2 separate regions of the Homo sapiens genome follow, and region 2 is linked to region 1. A link is an interaction called in ENCODE POLR2A ChIA-PET data of the cell type or tissue named here. Cell type or tissue: HepG2. All regions are shown on one strand. Links, peaks and the distances in the headings refer to the core of each region. The heading gives the core; the rest is flanking DNA.

The links. Peaks named below come from ENCODE experiments on the same cell type or tissue, not always from the same donor. Only the 100,000 strongest peaks of a DNase experiment are listed, where the experiment ranks them.
Region 2: POLR2A ChIA-PET joins it to region 1 with 6 read pairs; 3 of 35 experiments call an interaction of 5 or more read pairs at or near these places.

The regions. Positions count from the first base shown.
Region 1 is chr9:114,168,784-114,179,682 of GRCh38, forward strand. It overlaps COL27A1 (collagen type XXVII alpha 1 chain), which reads left to right. Exons shown (of 61, transcript NM_032888.4): 3 at 1-680; 4 at 9,508-9,561. Among named protein-coding and RNA genes, the nearest start is that of COL27A1, 19 kb to the left of the region's middle. In HepG2, for the core only: a CTCF peak has its summit at 6,152; DNase peaks (open chromatin) are centred at 6,178 and 6,818.
Region 2 is chr9:114,288,917-114,297,310 of GRCh38, forward strand. It overlaps COL27A1 (collagen type XXVII alpha 1 chain), which reads left to right. Exons shown (of 61, transcript NM_032888.4): 44 at 1-51; 45 at 326-379; 46 at 1,142-1,195; 47 at 1,308-1,415; 48 at 1,894-2,001; 49 at 3,187-3,294. It overlaps LOC124902252 (a long non-coding RNA gene), which reads right to left and starts at 1,897. Exons shown (of 3, transcript XR_007061741.1): 1 at 1,713-1,897. RefSeq lists an enhancer at 1-490. In HepG2, for the core only: a CTCF peak has its summit at 2,255 (motif pointing left); a DNase peak (open chromatin) is centred at 2,265.

The DNA of each region.
Region 1 (10,899 bases), core at 3,369-8,368:
CTTCCCGTCCAGTTCCTGCCAGAGTCTCCCGTCCCGCAGAGAAGCCCATCCAGAGGAACCCGGGAATGCCCAGGCCCCCACCGCCCAGCACCCGGCCCCTACCTCCTACCACCAGCTCCTCTAAAAAACCCATTCCCACACTAGCTCGGACTGAGGCCAAGATAACCAGCCATGCCAGTAAGCCGGCCTCTGCCCGCACCAGCACCCACAAACCTCCCCCATTTACTGCTTTATCCTCATCTCCTGCCCCTACTCCTGGTTCTACCAGGAGTACTCGGCCACCAGCCACGATGGTACCTCCAACTTCGGGCACCAGCACTCCCAGAACAGCACCTGCCGTCCCCACTCCTGGCTCAGCTCCCACTGGAAGCAAGAAGCCCATTGGATCGGAAGCCTCAAAGAAAGCCGGACCCAAGAGCAGCCCCCGGAAGCCTGTCCCCCTCAGACCTGGGAAGGCAGCCAGGGATGTCCCCTTGAGCGATCTGACAACCAGGCCTAGCCCCAGACAGCCCCAGCCCAGTCAGCAGACCACCCCGGCCCTGGTATTGGCCCCGGCGCAATTCCTGTCCTCCAGCCCCCGGCCCACGAGCAGTGGCTATTCGATCTTCCACCTGGCAGGATCTACGCCTTTCCCTCTGCTGATGGGGCCTCCGGGACCCAAGGGAGACTGTGGCTTGCCGGTAAGACTGAGTGGGGTCTGCATGCTGCTTGGAGCTCCAGTGGGGGACTGGGGCATTGGTCAAGTGGTTGCCCCTAGTAAAGACAGGAAAAGGAGCAGCTTAGAGCAGGGAGCTGGTTATGGGTACATCCTTGGCTCCAGCCAGGCCCCCGGCTCCTCTGGCTCTGCTAAATGCATCATTGCCCACCCTGCTCCAGATTCATGATCCGCTGGGACAGACTCAAGTCTGGTGGCTACCCCCAGGTGAAGAGCATCCCTGGGCTTTGGTTGGCCCAGGTCCAAGCCCGTTCTTTGCTAACCCAGCTGCAAAGCTCGAACAGCTTAAGGAAGGCCCGTAGCTGACTGGCTCCAGATCATGCAGTGAGTAAGCAGCTTCCAAAGCCCCGTTCTCCCAGCTCATGGAGCAGGGGTCCTTCTGGCCCATCAGCTTGTCTGAGAGTTGCAGACAAAGGTCACACATGGGGAGCTCTGGATATGTTTTGTTTGGCACGTGCAGTGTTCTTTTTTAAAAATCCAATAACTTACTAACATTTTAAAAATGTGAGAGATTTCTTATAAAAAGACTCAGCAACCAACTTCTCTTGGAAAGTGGGAGATGCGATGGTGCTTGAGCCACCCCGTTAGGACAAGTCCACTCCTGTCTGTGCTGGTCCCCACTTCTCCTGACTGAGTCTTCCGACCAGTCCTTTCACCCGTTTATGTTACCTGCCTGCCTGGCACCTGCAGGGGTTTGATTTGTAACCCCCGGTAGGAGTTTGGGGTGCAGAAGGTCAGCGTGGGCCAGAAGGAAGAGGAAGGGAGAAGAAAGAACACGATTTGCAGGATGGTCTCAGGGTCGATGCCTCCGGCTTGCCTGGGACCGTCTCTAGGGGCAACGACCTTCCCACAGCTGGAGGCCAATTCCTCCGGGTGGGGAATGATGGGATGGCGTTTCCAGAAGGCTCAGGGCTCTGCTCTGTTCTCCCGCCTTGGAGATGACCACCGTGTGGTGGCCTCTCTCTCTCCTTCCTGAAGCCGGCTCTCCCACTGGGCTCTGTGTTTGAGGTTAGGGCTCCCTACAATGTGGAGACAGTGGCAGATGCTGGGAATTCCCAGGCCTTCCAAACACACTTAATGAGTTTTAATAATCATTAGGAATAATATTTATCCAGCCTGTCTCCAAGAGGACGGAGAGTCTGCCTTTATTATAACCATATTGTCGAACTTATGGAAACTGTATGCATTGCTTTGCAATTATGTCAACGTTCTGCTCAAGTTCCGTGTTCTGAAATTGGCAGCGTAGAGAGTTGGGAGCCACCACTTTCTTGTGGAAAGAACGAGGAACCCTTTTCACCTCTCCAGCCAACCCAGGCCAACTCTGGCACCAGGTGCCTTGGGGCCCTGACAGCTCAGCTTCCCACGCTGTGTGCGTGCTGGGCTCAATGGCGGTGAGGTCAAAAGGGGAATTGCCCCCTCCTGACATGGTGAGGTCCATGGTCTCAATTCTGGCCACACAGCACAACCCAGCCCTGAGGAGGAGGCCGGCCCTCCCTCCCAAGAATTTGTGTGGTGTGGAGAGAGGAGCGGAGCTGGCCCAGGGCAGATTCTATAGTATCTTGGGTCTGCTGTATGTCTGAGTCAAATACTTTTTCCTGGGGCTTGGGGCTCTGGGTCAGCAGGAAGCGAGGCCTCCTTCCAAATCTCTTTGAAAAAGAGGAGGCACTGAAATGAAACTGGTCAGTCAGTGGTTGCTTGGGGATGACTTAGTTCAACTTTCCTCATTGGGCAGGTGAGGAAATTGCGCTCAGAGAGGGCCAGGACCTGCCCAAGGCCACGCAGCACGGAGGAGGTGGAGTTGAAGTTTACATTCCAGACTGTAGCCTCCAAGACTAGCACGTTCCATCCCACTGCCCTGAGTGTCCACTCTGAGGCTCTGGGACTCAGATCTGGGGGACTGGGGGCTTCAGACAGGAGTCACTACTGTCCCTGGCCTCAAAGGAAGGGCTCAACATCTAAAGAATCTTTTTCTTTTTTTTTTTAGAGACAGGGTCTCACTCTATCACCCAGGCTGCTGTGCAGTGGTGTGATCACAGCTCACTGCATCCTTAATCTCCCAGGCTCAATTCATCCTCCTGCCTCAGCCTCCCAGGTAGCTGGGACTACAGGCACGTGCCACTATGTCCGGCTAATTTTTTCACTTTTTTTGTAGAGTCTGGGTCTCACTATGTTGCCCAGGCTGGTCTTAAACTCCTGGCCTCAAGTGATCCTCCTGCCTCAGCCTCCCAGAGCGCTAGAATGACAGGCTTAAGCCACTGTGCCTGGCCTAAAGAAGCTTCCGATTCGATAACCCATCAAGTTTATGAGCTGCTTCCACAGGCGCGGTGTCTCCTTTAGGACCTCATGAAAACTGGTTGAGGAGGGCAGGCTGTGTGTGTTCATCCCTGCCCCACAGATGATCCAAGAGGGGTTGGAAAGAGATAAAGGACCCCGCCAAAGGCTCCCAGCGTGTTCCTGAAGGAGCTGGGATGCAACTTGTGGTCCCTGACTTCTGGCCAGGGCTGAGGCTCTTTCTGCTCCTTCAGCCCTGACTACTGAGGACAAGGGGAAGACACCAACCTGCCCGGGTGACATCCCTGTCTCAGGCCCCATGCTATCCCCTGTCCCCACCCTAGGAGGAACCCGGAAGCTGGTAGAATCTTTGTCCACTGTGTAGCAGATGGCAACCTGGTCACTTCTTCACCAGATACCAGAATAATGTAATGGAAGAGGCATCTTTGAACGGTGATGAAATGAACTCTCATTCTTTCTGGCCTCTGCTGTCTTCCCTTGACCCCCATATATATCCAGGATCTAAGCCCAGCAGAACAGAAGCTCCAGCTGCCCAGGAGAAGAGCTTAATTGTCCCCCATCCAGGCACATGCAGACTTGGGTTCAAATCCTGACTCCACCCCTTTTAGCTCTGTGACTGATCCATGCTGAGCCTGTTTTTGTAGAACATAAGATGATAATAGCTCCCACCTCTGGTGGGGAGGGTGGCCTGAAAATGTGCGTAAATTTTATTTGCATATAAAGCTGTAGTAGAGGCTGGGCGTGGTGGCTCACACCTATAATCCCAGCACTTTGGGAGGCCGAGGCAGGCGGATCACTTGAGGCCAGGAGTTCGCCAACATGGTGAAACCCTGTCTTTACCAAAAATACAAGAATTAGCCAGGCATGGTGGTGTGCGCCTGTAATCCCAGTTACTTGGGAGGCCGAGGTAGGAGAATCCCTTGAACCTGGGAAGTGGAGGTTGTGATGAGCCGAGATCATGCCACTGCACTCCAGCCTGGGCAACAGAGTAAGACTCTGTCTCAAAAAACAGCTGTAGTAGAAATGAAGTAATTTGGGCTATCTTATCTAGTTTTGCTGAGTGACTTTGAGGAAATTCTTTCCTCTCCCCAGGGCTCAGTCTTCCACTGAAATAGGGTGTTGGGACAGCTCTCCCCTTAGAAATGACTGTGGGACCTTTCAGTGTTTGAGAAAGGTGCAGTGGCTGTGTCTGCATGTGCAAACCTGCTCCTCGGGGTTCAGGGCACGAGAGCAACTGGCAGAGGCAGAGACAGAGTTCTGGGCCCAGGCCTGCCAGGAGTTGTAGCTGCTGAGTGAGGAAGCTCTGTGGGAGCCCCAGGAGGGGGGAACATGGAAAAATTGAGCTTGGCCCTGGGTGAGTTGGGGCGGGGAGGCCGTGGTTCACAGCCCTGCACAGAAGCTGCACAGAAGCCCCACGCCTGAGAGGAGGCGAGTCAAGGCCTTATTTATTCACGATCAGGCCACTGGCATTTGCCCGTGCTTGCACTTTTTGCAAATGTCCCCTCGGGAAGACGCCGCTAAGGGCCTGGCCCACACCACGTGCTCTGTGACTATCTATCTATGAAATGAACAAAAGAATTTGATCCTTACGAAATGCAGGTCGTCCTGACTCCCAGGCGGGGTTCCTTGAGGTTACCCAGAACTCTCCTGCCAGGGAGATGAGGAGGCCATGTGGACTGCAAAAGAACATAGGCTTTGGATTTGGGACAACCTGGATTTGAACCATTCCCTTATTCAGCCATCCATTCATTCTTTGCACAATTGTTAACTGAACGTCCTGTAGATGCCTGGTGCTGTATGACCTTTGGCAAATCACTTAACCTCTCTAAGCCTCAGTTTCTGCCTCTATAAAATGGGGATACGGTGCCACCTACCTTTCCAGGGTCGTTACATGGATTCAGTGAGATGCGGGGGTCGGGGGGAGGGGAGTAAAGCACATATGAAACCTGGGTCCTGGTAGATTGTCATGGCTGTGATTGTGGACTGATGGTGGGTGTTGAGGTGGGGACTTTGGTGCACTGAGAGAACTGGGAGGGTCTGGACATAGTCTCACATTTGCTTGGAGAACTGTGCTATGAAAATACTAACCTGGGGTTAGTCGGTGGAGCAGGGACAGCAGGGAGCCTGAATGGATAAGAGTGTCATGACACATGTCAGCTAGACAGCGGGGGTTTGGGGGAGGACTGCCCCCATTTTTTTTTTTTTGAGACAGAGTCTTGCTCTGTTGCCCAGGCTAGAGTATAGTGGTGCGATCTCAGCTCACTGCAACCTCCGCCTCCTGGGTTCAAGCAATTCTCCTGCCTCAGCCTCCTAAGTACCTGGGATTACAGGCATGTGCCACCATGCCTGGCTAATTTTTTGTATTTTTAGTAGAGACAAGGCTTCACTATGTTAGCCAGGATGGTCTCGATCTCCTGACCTCCAGGCAGGGCCCAGACTCACTGGGGAGAGTTAAAGGAACAGACTATTTACGGAGGGGTGGACAGCATCAAGGGAACCAGCAGAGGCAGGTGAAACACAAGGGGCCTGGAAACTGCAGGAAATTGTTACCACACCCAGACCAGAAGGTCCCAGGGAAAGATGTTCCCAGAACCCAATAAGAGTTAAAACCTTGAGCAGGGGTCTCCTCACAGAAGCAGGGGCCATGGGCGAATACAGCTGCAGCCAAATTATAGCACAGCAGAGAGGGCACAGGGAGAGAAATATACCCTGTCCTCCCTTCTGTGCACTCTCTTCCTGGGGTCTCCCATTGGCCAAACCCAGCTGGAAGCCAGAGGTCAAGGAAGGCCGGGGTATAATCTGTAGAAGTCAGCTTCCCAGGGCACGGCACAGATCTGGGGAGTAAATGGAGAAGAACCAGCATGCATATGCCATCTCAGAATATGGGTATTACATTCCCATTTCACAGCTGGACAAACTAAGGCCCGGAGGCCCAGGGAGATTAAGTAACTTGCTCAAGGTCATACAGAGCTGTACTGATGCCAAGAAGCTCTGTTCCAGCAGGTCCTTCCCAGGACAGAGGCTAGGGAAGTCTGGGTGCCCTGTGTGAATTCTTAGGAATAATCATGAGCTCAGATGGTCAGAGATGGGAGAGCCCTTTGAGGCCCCCTATCTACCCCCAACAGGTTACAGACACAGAGTCGAGGCCTAGAGATCAAAAGGACATTGCTCAGGGTCACATGGTAGGTAGCAGCACACCTAGGATCGGACTTTGGTCTCCTAAACCCCAGGCTTGTAAAACCTCTCATTGCTTGGCAGGCAGAGGCTCTTCCAGCTGGACACAACGGTGGACTTGTTCCGTAGGATGGGGTTCCCCTAGATCTGGCTGTCAGAGGCCAGGACCCTTGGGGGAAGCCCCGAGGGGTCTGCTTGGTTGTTTCCATGGCTCTGTTTGCGTACGCCTGGAGCCCAGGCCTCCTCCACCTCCCCCAGGCAGGCCTGAGCCCCCGCTCTGCTCCCCCTCAGCTCCAGGCCCTCTCAGAGGCCCCGTTGTTTGCAACGCAAAGTGGAAAATCCCACCCCGGCCTCGTGAATCATCCCAGAGTCACCCGCTCAGGCTTCAGGCCCTGGAAAGAAATGGCAGCGTTTTTCCACTGCGGAGAGAACAGGCAGGGTCTCGGATCAGGGGAGAGGGGCCAGGGGGCACCCGTGCTCGCCACGAGCAAAGTGGGCACTGAGTAGGGGAGGGTCCAGCCCGTGGCTAGCACTGGGCAGCCGGCGGTCCCCACCCAGGTTGAAGGTGGAGTGAAGGGATTGGCCAGGCCCGAAGCTGGGGCCGCCCCGTCAAGGAGTCCGCCTGTGGGCTGACATCACCAGGCTGGACCCTGGGTCCTGAGTGGCACTCAGAGTCTGCTCTGCAGATGTGGTGGATGAGGTCAGACTCTATCCTGGATGCCCCTATTTCTGGGGCAGAAGACATGCCAAGAGGGAGTGTCCAGGCCTCTGCAGCTGCAGCCCCACCAGGGTCCATGAAGGAGCTGCACCCACGGAGCCTGTTCCTCCCCGGAGTCCTGGACAAGCCCTTCACCCTGCTGGGTCTTTGCCTTCTCTGTGAGATGGGAAGAATCTCGCTTTTCCTCTTCACTTGATAATGTAGCAGAGGAAATTACCCCCACCTTGGCTTTCCGCAACTCAGGAAATGCCAGTGCCAGGAAGTTTCCAGGATCTTCATTTCACAGATGTCCAGAGAAGAGAAGGGACTTACTCAAGGCCATATACCTAGTTAGAGTCACACTCAACCAAGATTGTGTGGCAGCTGCCCAGGGTAGGAGAACAGGTCCAGTGGTCCTGGGTTTGAATCCAGGCTCTGCCTCTTGTTAGCTGTGTGGCACTGGGCAAGTCACTTTTCCTCTCTGAACCTCTCTCTGGTTTCTTACCTGTTGAAACGGCATGGTATACCTACAGTATGCTTCGTCTCAGCCCCCTGCTTTTTCTTTAATTCTGGGTCCACCTGGGACAGTTGGGTCAAGGAGGGCCTTCTAAGAAGGGACATCTTTTGCTGTCCCCTAGAAACAGATGTGAAGGAGGATGGCTTAAAATTTTGAGTTGAGGACGTTCCAGAAGCTTGCTTCACAGAAATAACAGCTAACATTTTTTTTGAGCATTAATTGGGTGCCAGACACCAGGATTAGCACTTGTTATAGATTATCTGTCGGCTAGGTGCTATTATTAACCTCATTTTACAGTAATAGAAAAAAGGCTTGGAGCCTGGAAATAGCTTTGCTCAAAGCCACCCAGATAGTAGGTGGGTGGGGGGGGGTGCCCTATGTGAACCCAGGCCCGTGGTGTTACACCATACTCTACTGCCCAGAGACAGCTGGAGAGGAGAAGTGGGTAAGACTGGCACCCAGAGTCCAGAACCCACAAAACCAGACAACCCCTCTACCCACCCCTGGAACTCTGCCGCCAATTTGGCCAGAGGTCTCTGGATGCTCAGAGGTAGCTGGGACTTGCCCGAGGTCACAAAACAGACCCTCCTCCTTCTGCTCAGGGCTCTTGCCCAGTGACCTTGGTACCCATATCTGCCTGTCTGGATCTCTCCTCTGATTTTTATTCATGGACGAGCAAGCACGTGGTGTTCACAGGCCAGAACTGTGAGCCGAGACTGCCCAGCATGAGATCTGGATTAATTACCAGCCAAACCAGACTGGGTTTTCAACACCGATTTTAACTCTGGGCAGGAAATCTGGAATCTCATTGATGGTTATTTGAAACAAATGAATTCCCCAGGCCTCACACATCCTCGAAAGCCTGGCTTCCTTCAAAGGCTGCAGGCACAGTTCTTCACATCAGGCGCTTAGTTAATCCTCATTTACTCCTTCGAGGTAAATGCAGTGGTAGCTATTGGACCCATCTTAACGGGGAGCATCTGAGACTCAGATAAGTGGGAGGAACTGCAGGAAGTGTGCAGCTATTAAGTGGTAAAGCCAGGATTTGAACAAAGATCAGCTCATCCTTCAGTAAGTCTGCTCGGCTGCCTCCCTTCCTGTGTAAAGAGAAAAGAGATGAGGACACACAGATGCTCCTTAAATGCTGAGCTTCAGGGTTAGGTTTTTCACTTGTGGGAAATGGGGAGCCCTTAAATGTTGTTGAGCAGGGGAGGGCTTTTGGAAGGTGAATGAGGCTGTGTGGAGGAGGACTGCAGAGGGGAGGGAGGAGAGAGTAGAGGCAGGGAGACCACTGAGGGGGCTGCTGCCGGTTCTTGGGGAGTGGTGATGAAGGCTGGACCATGCTGTGGCCATGGGAACAGATAGAAAATTTGAGTGCCAGTTACATACCAGGCACCGTGTTAACATTTATCATCTCTCATGTCATCCTTGGAATCCCATGGGGAGTGTTTTATTGCCTCCGTTTGTATGGGCACAAGCTGGCTAAAGACTTGTGCATTTTGTCAGCGGCAGGCAGGGATCTGAACCCAGGCATGTCTGATTCAAAAACCCATGCCATGCTCTGTGTGCTGTGCTGCCTGTTTGTGGGGCAGAGATACTTGGTGTGACCTTGGCCAAGTCCCTTCTCTGTTCTGATTCTGCAGAGAATTTGGCTGAGCTCTGAGGTTTCTGGCTGTTTTATTTTATCAAACGTTTGGCTGAGCCCTGGGGATAGGCAGATGACTCATATCCCCTTAGTTCCTTTGAGGAGACTGTCATCTGATGGGAGACACAGGCTTCTAAGCAGATAATTCCCCAAGTAAGATAGCGGTCTTTAAAATAGAGGAAAAGAAGGGACTTTGTCCAACTTGGGGAAGGTTTTCTGGAGAAGGTGACACCCTAAGTTAGCTGGGTGATAAATGATGAGGGCGTCAGTGACTGAATAGTAGCTATGAAAGCCCAAAAGCCCCAAAGAGCATGAATTTCTCAGGGCAGGGACCTCAGGGGACTCCTCCTCTTAGCCGCGGACTATCCATGCCCACAGCTGCAGGCGGGATTGTTGAATGACTGCTTGAGCCCATTCTCTGCTGCCAGTGGGCACTGTCTAATGCTGTCTTCTTGTTTTCTCCTCAGGGTCCCCCTGGGCTACCTGGGCTACCTGGAATCCCTGGTGCACGTGGGCCTCGGGTGAGTTATCTCACACTGTCCTTTGGAACTCTTGGTGGCTCTTTGGCCTGCGTCTCACTGCCCCTGAGGTCTCGGGTTTGCTGTGTGTCCTCAGGTTCTTCCCTCCCCCTCTCTGGCACCCATATTTGGCTTTATCCATTTGGAGTGGACTTAGGGCTCTCAAGGGTGCTATATGGACAGATATGGCATGGAACAGCAATGACCTCTTGTAGGTCTCAGTTGTCCATTGGGGATATCACCCTTTGCAGCCTGGGGTGGGGAAGGGGCTCCAGAAGATCACATCCCTTCGGCTGGTGAGCTTCAGTGTTTGGCCAGGAAAACTGCCTTGGGGAATATATGACCCTTGCATCCCTCTTCCTGTTTCTGCAGGGCTCTCCTGGAGTAGGGGTGCGGACATAGGTACCTGGAGGGGCCATGCGGGGAGGAGTTGAGTTCCTCCTGCTGGAGAGAGGCTGGGGGACAGCTTGGCAGGCTGCGGTGGCTGACTGAGCTAGCCCAAGCCCGAGAGGGAAAATAGCTCCTATGTGATGTGCCTGGCACCTTCTTTTATGCTGCCTTATTTGACCTCTCATGCCCACCCCAAGTTCCCATGGGACAGTGAGATCATTCTCATTTTAGAGATGAGGAAACTGAGTAGGAAATGGCAAAACCAGGACTGGAACCCAGGCTCTTACCCATATACTGGAACCCTTGGAGATCCCCTTAGAGGGAAACCTACCTGCTTCCCTTAGAGGGCTGAGACCAACAGCACCCGGCATCTGTGCCCAGGCTGAATCAGCCTTTCCCACGCTGGGTGCCTGGTGAGGCCCTGGCAGAGGTAGCTGCCTGGGGCATATTTTTAGCTCTGAGCCCAGCGAGTGGTTCTGGTTATGCAATTACCCAAGCCCTAGTTCCCTCCAGACCTGGCCCTGTGCTCCCTGGGCCCAGGGCTCTGGAATCTGCCATCTGAAGCGGCATTTCCTCCTGGCTTCAGAGCCTTCATGAAGCACGTGCCCTCTGGGGACCACATAGATATCACAGACGCTGCTAGCCCATGGGACCTTGCAGCCTGGGACCAGGATGAGGCCGTTGACCTAGGCAGCCTACTCCCTTCCCCAACCTCCTGAGCCCCCAAGCCTCTGCGGTTTTGCTCTGGCTGTCCTCCTTTGTAAACTTGTCCTCCATTCATGTCTAAGAGCAAATGCCACCTTTATTTCTGATGACCACTCCCTTCTTGGAACTCCCGCAGTGGTTCCCCTGTCCCCTCTGGATGGCATGGGCCACTTTCTCAAAGCTCTCATTGACCACTAAACTCTGTTTGCTGAGCCACATGTGCAGGATCTCATTCCACCTTCCCAG
Region 2 (8,394 bases), core at 352-5,351, 120 kb after region 1:
CAGGAGGGTGTGCAAGGCCTCCGTGGAAAGCCAGGCCAGCAGGGCCAACCCGTGAGTGGTGCTTCGTGTCCCATCCCTGCCTCCCACCCTGAGTGGGGCGGAGCAGTGGGAATTAAAGAACTAGGCCCTTTAAAGCTTAAAGGGACCCTCCCTGCAGGAGGGTCTGGGGCAGCCATTTCTGTTTCTCCTGCCCTGACCCTGGGGATGCCCCCAGAACCTGCACCCCCAAACCCCTCCCCACCCCTCCCCCTCCAGGCGGAGACTGGCCACCCTCCCCGGGAGAGAATCCTGGGGCTGCCTTGCGTCATCTCACCTTGGTTTGCAGGGGCATCCGGGACCCCGGGGGTGGCCGGGACCCAAAGGATCGAAAGGCGCAGAGGTAAGAGGGCCGGGGGTTCAGCAGGGAGACTGAGTCCCAGGAAGGGGGAAGCCTGACCCACAGTCACACAGCAAACCAAACGCAGGCTGCAGAGGCTGCGAGGCAGGGTAGGGAGGGGCGGCCCACCAGGAGCCCGGCAGGCTGCTTCTGGCCATGACCCCATCTCCCTTCAAATAGCCTGAGTGAGGAGGGACAATCAGCCCCATTTCACTGGGGCTCCAGGAGGGGAGCCAACTGCCTGAGGCCAACCAGAGTGACTTGAACCCAGGGCTCACCACACTGTAGAGAGAAAACTGGGAGAAGTCAATTGAGGGGGTCTGGAGGAAGAGGAGGCAGAGACAGGGTGCTTGAGCAGGAGCCACTTCCTGCCTCTGCCCCAGGGCCCCTGCCTTCCCCCAGCCCCCAGACTGGGCCAGTGCTCTCTTAATGCTCTTTCCCTCCCCCGGGTGCGCCCCCCTCACCTGCCTGCCTCGGTGATACCTAGTCTCTAAAAGATCCAGTGGAACTGTGGCCTCTGGCTCCTCCCAGAAAATTGTCAATGCCAGTGAGGGGACACCAAGGCCCAGAGCAGGCTCAGTGACAGCCCCAGGAGGTTCCAAGGCCAGCTCTGGCCCCAGGCTTCCAGGCCAGAGTGCTTGGGTACATCTGTGGCATCAGATGTTCACCCAGGGGCCCACAATCCTCTCAGTCCCTCCTTCCAGAGCCCCTAGGGTCCCACACCTCTACCAGGCAGCCTCCATCATGTGGCCCTTGATTTTTCAGGGACCAAAGGGAAAGCAAGGCAAGGCAGGGGCCCCAGGCCGGAGGGGGGTCCAGGTGAGTGACTACAGCTGCTGTTTCCAGCCAACCTCCCTGCCCGCCCCCCACACCCGCCCTCCTCCCACTCCCTGCACCAAATGCCCTCACCAGCTTTTTATGTACCCCCCAGGGCCTGCAGGGGCTGCCAGGGCCCCGGGGCGTGGTGGGGAGACAGGGCCTCGAGGGCATCGCTGGACCAGATGGGCTTCCTGGCAGGGACGGGCAAGCAGGACAGCAGGTGAGCGGGAATTGGCATTAACAGATGGTGGCTCCATTTGGGACCAGGTGTAGGGGAACTTCCCCAGGCCATGGGCCAGAGGAGCCCGTTTGGAAACTTGGATGGGCAGAACCAACACATCCAGAAGTTCTCTGGGGTGGGCAACCATCTCCTCCCCTGGCACCTGGGAGTGTGGACCTTCTGACTGTCTCTCCTGGATGCCAGCACCCAGAAAGACCTTCCTTTCCTCCCCTGCCTGGTGGATAGGGTTCCTCTCCCGCCCCTTCCTCACTCAGAATCCCGCCCTTCCCCACTCACAATCCTCAGCTCCTCCTGTCCTCCTGGTCCAGCCACATCACACACAGGCCGTCTGACCTCCATCCTGGAGTGTGACCCCTTCCTCCAGCTTCACCCAGGGTTTGCCCAGGCGTTGAGCCATCTGCTTCCTTGGCTGTATCGTGAAACACAAGAGACCCTCCTCTGCCTGCTTTCTTAACAGGGGGAGCAGGGAGACGATGGGGACCCTGGCCCCATGGGCCCTGCTGGGAAGAGAGGAAATCCAGGTGTGGCCGGCTTACCTGGAGCACAGGGACCCCCAGGATTCAAGGTCAGATACCTCTTAATACACTTACCCACCCTCTGCCCTTTCTGCCTTGATGCAGACTCTAGTGGTTCCGACCCTTTGGGCACCCATGTCCCAGGGCCTGTGTGAAAATGGAGTCCACATTGTTGACCTTTCTCCGTCAGCAGTGCTTGGGGGTCCTGCCCCAAGCTTGAACCAGAATGATAGTTCATCTGGGGAGCTGTAAATATCGCCCCTACCAGGCCCTTGAAACCTTCAACTGGTTTTTGAGTTGTCCACGGGCGCCCTCTCGTGGACATTTGTGGAACAACACGTTGCTTGCAGCCGGGATCCCCAAGGCATCCTTAGAAAGCTTCCCAGTGCCGCGTGGGAGGAGGGGGCCCCCATGAATCCGTCAGAGCCAAGGGCTGGACACTGAAGGGGAGATGTAGATGAATGACTCAGATGTGGTTCTTGCCCTCTCTGAGCTCGAGGTTTAATTGGGGGAAAGATTGGAACCCTCTGAGACACAGGAGGCGGAGGGAGCGATGGCCTTGACCCAGGGAAGATGTGAATGAGAATAGAAGGGGAAAAGGTGGCCACACAGTGGCTCACACCTGTAATCCCAGCATTTTGGAGGCTGAGGCTGGCGAATCACTTGAGGTCAGGAGTTCGAGACCAGCCCGGCCAACATGGGGAAACCCCGTCTCTACTAAAAATACAAAAATTAGCTGGGCATGGTGGCAGGCACCTGTAGTCCCAGCCACTCGGGAGGCCGAGGCAGGAGAATCGCTTGAATTGGGGAGGCAGAGGTTGCAGTGAGTTGAGATCGCACCACTGCACTCCAGCCTGGGCGGCAGAGCGAGACTCTGTCTAAAAAAATAAAAATAAATAAATAAATGGGGAGGAGGCATTCTACGAGTGTGAGCTGAGGTTTGAAGGAGGGAACTGCATGCTGTTGGGGAAAAGCAATAAGGAGGAGAGGAATTGTGGGAGAGGAGAGGGGAAGGCAGGGCCCGGAATGCGAGAGGAGAGACAGAGACCTTCCTCTTTGGGAGGTGAAAGTCTTGTCACCCCTACCCCACCAGGCCTCCATTTGTTGCCCCAGCATTCTGCAATCTCGGGTACCCTGTGGAATCACTGTTCTGGCTCTCCCAGGCCCCCTCCGCCTCCTCCTGCCTTAGAACCCCTTCCCACTTTGACTGGTAATTTTTTGTGTGTTTCTTTAAGGGTGAGAGTGGGTTACCCGGACAGCTGGGTCCCCCTGGCAAGCGAGGAACAGAGGGCAGAACGGGGCTCCCTGGAAACCAGGGGGAGCCTGGGTCCAAAGGCCAGCCGGTGAGTGAGCGCCAAAGAATACACATGCCCACGCACTCACACATGCACACACTCACATACACCTACATGTACAAACACATGCACACTCATACACACACACAAACACACTGACCCAGAAGCCACCTCCTTGCTCTGTGACAAGGTATAAAATCTGGGTACCAGATACCATTCTGCCACCCCTCAACCAGGTGGTGGGGGAGGCTGAGGAAAGAGACCTGAGTGGTTCCTTCAGAATGAGGAGAGGGTGATCACAACCAGAAGGTGGGCGCTCCTGACTCCCAGTCCAGTGCTCATTCTGTGCCTCACTGCCTTCATCCCCCTGTCCCAGAGGCTGCATTCAACTCACCCTTGCCTGGAAAAAGAAGGAAGAATGAACAGAGAATAAACAGGGCAAATAGAAAACACACAACAAACAGTTTCAATACCCCAATTAAAGCTGAGATTGTCAGAGTGGATGAAAAAGCAAGACCCAACTACATCTGCTGCTACAAGAAATCCACTTCAAATATAAAGATATAAGTAGGTTAAAGATAGATATAGAAAAAGACATACTGTGCTAACATTCATCCCAAACAGCTGGAGTAGCTATTTTAATATCAGATGAAATGAATTTCAGAGCAAAGACTACTAACAGTCATAAAGAAGGTATTTTCATAATGACAAAGAAGCCAACTTTTCAAAATAGCATAAGAATCATAAATGTTTATGCACCTAAAAATAGATCTTCAAAATAATCAGGCAAAGACTGATAAAGCTACAAGGAGAAATAGACAAATTCACAATTATACTCAAGGATTTCAATATATTTCTCTCCTAATGGGTAGAACAGAAGCAAACAGAAGATCAGTAAGGATGTCTTGAACTGCATTATCAACCAACATGACCTAATTGACATTTATAGAACACCACATCCAATATCAGCAAGATACACATTCGTTATAAGTTCATTCAGAACATTTACCAAGACAGACACTATTTTGAGCCTTAAAATCAATCAATAAATTAAATTATAAATCAATAACAGAGAGATCTGAAAGATCTCCAAACATCTGGAAACTAAGTAACAAATGTCTAAATGACCCATGGGTCAAAGAAGAGACCAAAAGAGATGTTAGTATTTTGAATTGAATGAAAGTAAAAAACAGCATATAAAAATTGGTGAAATGCTGTTGATATATAGGGAGATCTTTATAGTAATAACTTCTGTGTTAGAAAAGAAGACAGGTCTCAAATAAATGGTCTCGGATTCCGTCTTAAGAAACTGGGGGTTGGGGCTGGAGAAGGCAAATTTAAAACAAAGTGAGCAGAGGGAAGGAAATAATGAAAATCAAAAATAAACCAAAAAAAAAAAAAGGAAAATCAAAAGTTAGCTTTTTGAGATCTGTAAAACTGATAAACCTCTTGCCAGACTAATCAGGAAACAACAAAAACAACAAAAAGGATACAGAAGTTACTAGTATCAGGGATAGGGGAGCAATGTCACTACAGATATGACAGAAATTAAAAGGCTAATAAGGGAATATTATAAATGATTTTATGACAATAAATTTAAAGACTTAGATGAAATGGACAAATTCCTTGAAAGACAAAACTACCAAAGGTCATCAAGAAGAGACTGATAACCTAAATAGCCTTATATCTATTAAAGAAATTGAATCTGTAGTTAGAGCTTCCCACAAAGGAAACTCTGGGCCCAGATGGCTTCACTGGTAAATGCTACTAAACATTTACAAAAGAAATAATAACGGCTGGGCGCGGTGGCTTACGCCTGTAATCCCAACACTTTGGGAGGCCGAGGTGGGTGGATCACGAGGTCAAGAGTTTGAGACCAGCCTGGCCAAAATGGTGAAACCCCATCTCTACTAACAATACAAAAAAAAAAAAAAAATTAGCCAGGCGTGGTGGCGCACACCTGTAATCCCAGCTACTCAGGAGGCTGAGGCAGGAGAATCGCTTGAACCTGGGAGGCGGAGGTTGCAGTGAGCCAAGATCGTGCCATTGCACTCCAGCCTGGGCGACAGGGAGAGACTCTGTCTCAAAAAAAAAAAAAAAAAAAAAAGAAGGAATACCAATTCTACATAACTTTTCCAGAACATTGAAGAGGAGAAGAATAATTCCCAACTCTTTCCTTGAGGCTGATTCTACCCTGATGTCAAAGCCACACCAAGATATTACAAGAAAAGGAAACAATACACCAATATGCTTCATAAATATAGCTACCACAGTTCTCAATAAAATTTTAGTTAGAGGAACCTAAGAATATATAATAAGGATAATACATCAAGACCAAGTGGAGTTTATCTTAGGAACACAAGGATGGTATAACATTTGAAAATAAATCAGTATAATTCACTATATTAACAGACTCAAAAAAGAAAACCCATTTGATCATCTCAGTAGTTGCAGGAAAAGCATTTGAGAAAAATCTAACTCCACTTCTGATAAACTCTCAACAAACTAGGTATAGAAGTTCCTCAACTTGATAAAGGACATCCATGAAAAACCTAGTCAACATCATACTTAGTAGTGATTGACTGAATGCTTTTTTCCAAGGAGCAGAGCAGAAACAAGTCAAGGATATCTGTTCTCACCACTTCTATTCAACATTGTACTGGCAATTCTAGCCAGTGCAATAAGGCAAGAAAAACAAATAGGAGGTATTCATATCAAAAAGGAAGAATTAAAACTTTTCATTTGTAGAGGAAATAATGTCTATGTAGAAGATCCATTGGCATCCACAAGAAAGCTACTAGAATAAGTGAGTTTAACAAGGTCACAAGACACCATATCAATATGCACAAATGAATTGTGATTGTATATACTAGGCAATATGCATAAATGAATTGCATTTCTATACACTAATCAATGAGCACAAATGAATTGCATTTCTATACACTAATCAATGTGCACAAATGAATTGCATTTCTATACACTAGCAACAAACAATTAGAAATGGAAATCTAAAAAGCAATACTACTTATAATAGCATAAAAACATGAAATACTTAGAGATACATCTGACATTAAGTGTGCAACATATGTACACTGAGAACTATAGAACACTGGTAAGAGAAATTGAGGAAGACTTAAATAAATGGAGATATATACTGTGTGCATATTTCAAAAGACTCAATATTAAGATGTCAAATTTCTTCAAATTGGTGTATTGATTCAACACAATTCCAATGTAAAGCTTATCGGGTTTTCATGTAGAAAATGACAAGTTGGTCCTAATATACATATGAAATATAAAGGACTTAGAATAACTAAAACAACATTGAAAGAGAAGAGCAAAGTTGGCAGACTAATGGCACTTGATTTCAAGACTTATTACAAATCTGCAGTCATCACGAAACTGTGGTATTGCCGTAAATAACTAACAGATCAAAGGAACAGAATGAAAGGTCCAGACATATACCATACATATACGGACAACTGGTTTTTTTTTGTTTTTTTGTTTTTTTTGAGATGGAGTTTCACTCTTGTTGCCCAGGCTGGAGTGCAATGGTGCAATCTCAGCTCACCGCAACCTCCGCCTCCAGGATTCAAGTGATTCTCCTGCTTCAGCCTCCCCAGTAGCTGGGATGCACCACGATGCCCGGCTAATTTTGTATTTTTAGTAGAGATGGGGTTTCTCTATGTTGGTCAGGCTGGTCTTGAATTCCCAACCTCAGGTGATCCACCACCTCGGCCTCCCAAAGTGCTGGGATTACAGGCATCAGCCACCACACCCGGCCTGGACAACTGATTTTTAACAAAAGTGCAAAGACGATTCAGCAAATACAAAATAGTCTTTCCTAACAAATGGTGCCAGACAAGTGATGCCTCATAACATGTACAAAAATTAGCTCAACCTGGATCATACACCTAAATGTAAAACTGAAAATTAAAACACTTCTAGAACATAGAAGGACATCTTCAAGAACTTGGATAAGACAAAGATTTCTTAGATATGGTACCAAAAGCATGACCCAGAAAAGAAAATGTGATAAATCAGACTTCATCAACATTTAAAACTTTTGCTCTTCAAAGGACACTATTAAGAGAATGAAAAGACAAGCCACATACTGGAAGAAAATATTTCTAAATCATGTATCTGATTAAGGATTTGTATCCGGAACCTAAAAAGAACTCGCAAAACTCAATAATAAAAATAAGCAGCCCAATTTTTTTAAATGGGCAGAAGATTTGAATAGACACTTCAAAGAAAGTATACTGATAGCAAATAAGCACATGAGAAAAAGATTAATATCATTAGTCATTAGACAAATGCTCATTCAAACCACAATAAGATGCTATGGCATACCTATTAAAATAGTGAAGAGTTTTAAAAGACTAACCATACCAAGTGTTGGCAAAGACATGGGGAAACTGAAACTTTCAAATGCTGATAATGGGAATTTAAAGTGGTACAATCACTATGGAATCAGTTGGGCAGCTTCTTTGAAAGTTAAGCATATCCCTATTGTATAATCAAATCATTCCACTCATAGATATTTACCCTACATAAATAAGGACATTCAGCCACATGAAGACTATACTTGAAGGTGCTTAGCAGCTTTATTTATAATAGCCCCAAATTGAAAAAAACCTCAAATGTGTATCAGCCGGTGAATAGATAAAGTGTGGTATATTTTGCAATGAAATACAATTCATCAGTAAATGGATTGAACTATTAATATATGCAACAACATAAGATGATTCTCAAAATAATTAGGCTGAGTGAAAGAACTCAGATAAAAAATAGTATAGACTGTGTGATTTCATTTATATAAAATTATAGAAAATGCAAACTAATCTGCATTGAAAGAAGATAGATCAATGGCTCCTGGAGATGGGAGGGTAGGCAGGAAAGAAAGATTACAAAAGGGTGTGAGGAAAGTTTCTGGGGCTATGGGATGTTATTGTCTTGGTTGTTGTGACAATTACAAGGGTGAATACAGACAGATATGTCAAAACAAATCAGATTATACAATTTAAATAGTATAGTTATTATCTTCAGTTTTACTTTAGTAAGACTGTTTTTAAAATTACCCCTTCTTTGCACCTGATGGGTGTATAGGAGACAGCCATCAGAGTGCAAAAATGAACAGTTAGGACA